2 separate regions of the Homo sapiens genome follow, and region 2 is linked to region 1. A link is an interaction called in ENCODE POLR2A ChIA-PET data of the cell type or tissue named here. Cell type or tissue: MCF 10A. All regions are shown on one strand.

Region 1 (2,500 bases):
AGTCCCATGATCTGCCATCTGCAAGCTGGAGACTCAGGAAAGCCGATGTCAGTCAGTCTGAGTTCAAAGGCCTGAGACCCAGGGGAGCTGATAGTGTAAATCCCAGTCTGAGGGCTGGAGAAGACAAGGTGATGTGTCCCAGCTCAAACAGACAGGCAGGAAGCAAAAGTGGTTAATTTCTCTTCCCTTTCCCTTTTGTTCTACTCAGACCCGCAACAGTTTATATGATGCCCTCCATCTTGGGCAATGTACTTTACTGAGTCCATTAGTTCAAATGCTAATCTCTACATGGATGGGTAAGTTAAAAAAAAAAAAAAAAACCTCAAACCAAACAAACAAAAAACAAGCAAAGAAAACAAACGCTAATCTCATCCAGAAACACCCTCACAGACACTCTCAGAAATAATGTTTAACCTAGGCACCCTGTGGCCAGTGAAGTTCACACACTAACCAATAAGTCAAGTAATTGGTATTATGTACAAACTACCCATAACAAAAATGCCAAAATATCATAACAACTAAAAGGTTTTAAATTGCAACAAGATATTAGTGAGATGAAACACTATGGAAAAAATATATAAGGTTGCCAATGTATGTGAATGATGAGCTGAAGAGAATAACAAGCTGGGTAACTGAAATCAGATACTAGATGCTACTGGCATCTAGTGGGTAGAAGCTAGAGAGGTTGCTAAACATCCAACGCACAGACAGCCCCACAACAAAGAATTATGCAGTCTGAAATATCATTAGTACTAAGATACAGCAACACGTACATGTAGTTTTTGAAATCTGTATCCCTCATTTTGCATGATACCATGTTGACTGAGATTTGGAATCAGTGAATAGTGAGGAAATAATTTCAATAAATATGAGATTCAGTTAACATCGTACCAAGCAAGATGAGGACTGCCTTTATTTATTTGTCAGTTGAAGCTCAACTATCCATGATATTATATCAGGAAAGGAAACATATTTTTAGAAATAGATCTTCTCTTCAGCCTGCTCTTCCCAGGGTAGATTATTTAAAGTTAGGATGCTTAGAACTAACTGGACTTTTTATCTTCTTCTAAAACCTATCTCTTCCTCACCCTCTTTTTCTGTTAATGAAACTACCATTATTTTTTCTCTTCTGTCTCCTGAAGCCCTCCAATAAATTACCAAGCTCTGGTTCTATTCCTACCGTATTTACATTCATTTCCTCCTTCTTATTCTCAGTACCCCATCTCTAATTCATATCTTCTTTTTGCCTTTCACGGACTATAATTGCTTCATAATAAGACACAGAATCTCTGCCATGTAATCCATTTTAAGCATATGTCATATATAAAACCTTTTTTTTTTGATAAATTACTTTTCTTAAAGCACAACTCGGATCATGTAAATTCTTTGCCCCAAAATCTCTACTACTTCCTATTGTCTGCTGAATAATCTGACCCCAACGTACTCTAGTTTCATTTCTCAACACTCCTCTCCATGACTAATGCTCCCCTGAGCAGAATTACTACACTTCATTGTGTGATTACGCCCTGCTCTTCCCCATCTCTGAGCCTTTGTTCACACTGTCCACTCAGCTAGAAACCTCCACCCTGACTCATCTTGTTACCTATCTTTCCAACTTTAATGTTACTTTTTCTCCCAGGTCTTCCCTGGAACTTCCACGGCAGGATTTTTTTTTTTTTTTTTTAGATGGAGTCTCGCTCTGCCGCCCAGGCTTGAGTGCAGTGGCGCGATCTCTGCTCACTGCAAGCTCCGCCTCCCGGGTTCACGCCATTCTCCTGCCTCAGCCTCCCAAGCAGCTGGGACTACAGGCGCCCGTCACCACACCCAGCTAACTTTTTGTATTTTTAGTAGAGACGGGATTTCACGGTGTTAGCCAGGATGGTCTCTATCCTCGTGATCCGCCTGTCTCGGCCTCCCAAAGGGGATTTTTTTTTTATAGCCCACTTATGGTTATGATTTCCAAATGTCAGTTCACAGACAAACCATCAGTGACAAACTTTTCTCCTGTCCATGATGAAATGAACAATGTAGGTGAACGTTTTATAAAGGAATATTTATTTAGTTTAAACTTTATTCTGATATCATGCCCAGCCTTTTATTATTAAAATATCCTCTCTTTTTAAATATTGTTTAAAAAAAAAAACTTTACTTGGCGAAAATAAAAGCTGATAACCACACGTTTGTTATTTCAGTTGCTGAGAGAAATTTCACTGGTCTGTGAAATCCACGAGTCCTCATATCACATTTTACCCAGGATTAGTAAGTGGTCAACTTTTTGTTTAACGGTGTTTTTTTTTTTTTTTCAAGTCTCTTTCACTTACAGATTTGAGGCAGCTATTATTACTCTATGAGGTTATTTACAAAAGGACTGTTTAAACTATAGAGCAGACCGATGTTTGCATTGTGTAGTCTCTTACACTTGACGGTGAATTGTAGTGGACACTGTGATGCATCACCAAGATCCTCCTTCAGGAGGACTTGTTTCCCCCATGCTGGAAGG
Region 2 (2,500 bases), 130 kb after region 1:
AGGTTCTGGGAGGTTAAAAAATCCCTGTAAGTATGCCCAGCTAGTAAGTGATGGGTATAATTATGTTCTAATGAGTCCAAACTGCTTCTCACGTTGAGATCTACTAGTTAGGCATTTCAAAATGTATCAAAATGAAAGAAGGATGGGATGAAAGACAAAGATTAGTAATAGAGCATCTAATGCTTCACCTGTGTATAGTAGGTCTACTTATTGTTTGTTAATCTGATTCAAACATGTAATAATGAGTCCCACACAAGCAAATAGAAAGATAAACTGATAATGTTAAAACTGTAAAGACCAAAGAAAAAGATTTTCAGAAAAAAAAATGAGAAATAGCTGAATTTATCAACCAAGTCTTTCATCTTACACAGCAGATGGTGAATATGGAATTCCACTTATGAAACAGGAAACAGATTTAAGTTCTAATAAAAAGAAATTTTACTTGAGGTGGACTAGAAGGTTCTAATAAAGCTCACCTAAAATTTTCATAAAGGAAATTTTCCTAGAGGTGGAGTAGAAGGTCTTCCATTCATTTCAGCAATTACCTGTCCTGAAACCCCGAGTGTTGGTCTGACAAGTTTGGACAGAGTTGTTCGCTGTAGTATTAAGAAGAATGATGTGGAAGGTGAGCACCCAAGACAGCGATCTCCTTGGTATGGTTCCCTCCTCAGGGTCATGACAACTGTCACTTTAGAAGACTCCAGGTCCTGCAGGTAAATGCCACATTAAAGGGCAGAAAAGTTGAGATCTTGCTGTGAATGAGGTCAGAGAGGTAAAGTCAGTTTCAAAGTACAGGAATATGAGGACTCAGTGTGGCCCGACAATGGGACAGTTAGTGCTTGAAAGCTGGTATCTGGTTACTGAGATTTTTTTTTTGAAATTTTATCACGAATATCAAAGGCACTCTCTTTTCACACAGACTCACAGCTCCTAACTGACCTTTACTTCCACAGCGCCCTGTGTTCTTGAGATCTAGGGCTTGTTGAATATTTGCCTTCTCTGATTCCCCCCGGCCGGGAGTCCCCAGTTTCTCTTTGTTCTCCTTTCTAAGGCATCCTCAGTGAATCAGAGCTGGTTTTCAGAGAAGTTACAAAAGACCCATCCCACTGGTAACATGATCCCTTGCCAATTCCTGCCCTTAACAGGACTGGAAACTTTCACTTTTAGCTCTCCAATCTACATGTTTTATTGCATTTGTTTTCTAAAATACATATTTTTAAAAGGTGGAAAAGTTATATTACAAACAAAATGAAAATGTCAGAGGCTGGCAGAACAAGCTACATGTGTTCGGGTTGAGGTCCAGTAAGACTGGTGAAGGCAGCAGGCTTTGTGTTGCCCTTGAAGAATGTGTCATCATCTGCTTTTAATGGCCTTATCAGCAGGGCAAAACCAATAAATCATGTGCTGCCAGCACAAAAACCAAGTGCTTTCCTCCGAGCCAGATGATTCCATTGTTGTGCTGGGCCTCTCTGTGAGGTTGTAAACATGGCATTCTCTGCCAGTAAGACACATGCTCCTCCTGTCATTATTTTTTTTTAAGGAGACATATTGAGGTGAAATTTACATATCATATAACTCACCTACCTTAAGTGTAACGTTCAATGATTTTTTTTCTTCTAGTAAATTTACTGAGTTGTGCAACTATCACCACAAACCAATTTTAGAACATTTCCATGATCTCAAAAAGATCCCTTGTGCCCATTTGTAGTCAACCTTTGTCCCTATGCTCTAGCCCCAAGCAACCTCTAATCTGTTTTCAGTCTCTCAATGTTCACTTTGTCTGGATATTCTATATAAATGGAATTATACAATTTGTGATCTTTTGTGTTTGGCATCTTTCACTTAACCTAATGTGTTTGAGGTTCACTTAACCTAATGTGTTTGAGGTTCACACATGTTGTAGCATGTTAACAAACAGGATCCCATTGTCTGGATACACCACATTGTGTTCATCCATTCACCAATTGATGGACATTTGAATTGTTTCTGATTTTTGGCTATTGTGAATGATCCCTTCCTATTCTTGTTGAGCTAAAAATGATGATATGGAAGGAGCTTGGGATTTGGAGTCAGGTCCTGGGGATTTGGAGTCAAGTCCTAGCTCTGACATTTACTACTTTAGTTAACTAGAAGATTTATTTTCTTTTCTATAGAGTGGAGATAATTAGCCCCTTCCTTCTCCTGTTCCTAGAATAGCTGTAAGAATCAAGTGAGGTGATGTATGTGAAATTCTTTATGAACCGTAAAACCCAGGATAAATGAGAGACATTATTGGAGTAGTCTTTCCAGATGTATTCAAATGGTCTAGATGGTCCTCAAGATATTTTCCATATTCGTAGAACAAATTATGAAGCCTTTGGCTATAGAAAATACCTATACTTTTCTTCTGTGGACTTGGGGTTCTCATCCCTTTTCCCTTATCAAAGTCCATTATTTAAAAAAAATGTTCAGATATCATTCTACCTCTCTTAAATGTACTTGTATTTTAAACCTTAGTTTT

What was found. Peaks named below come from ENCODE experiments on the same cell type or tissue, not always from the same donor. Only the 100,000 strongest peaks of a DNase experiment are listed, where the experiment ranks them.
Region 2: POLR2A ChIA-PET joins it to region 1 with 6 read pairs; 2 of 35 experiments call an interaction of 5 or more read pairs at or near these places.

Annotation. Positions count from the first base shown.
Region 1 is chr7:123,769,625-123,772,124 of GRCh38, reverse strand. It overlaps a transcript of HYAL4 not described here. Among named protein-coding and RNA genes, the nearest start is that of WASL-DT, 22 kb to the right of the region's middle. In MCF 10A, no CTCF peak of the experiment used is centred here; a DNase peak (open chromatin) is centred at 1,524.
Region 2 is chr7:123,642,877-123,645,376 of GRCh38, reverse strand. No RefSeq gene overlaps it. Among named protein-coding and RNA genes, the nearest start is that of LMOD2, 12 kb to the left of the region's middle. In MCF 10A, no CTCF peak of the experiment used is centred here; DNase peaks (open chromatin) are centred at 1,116 and 1,366.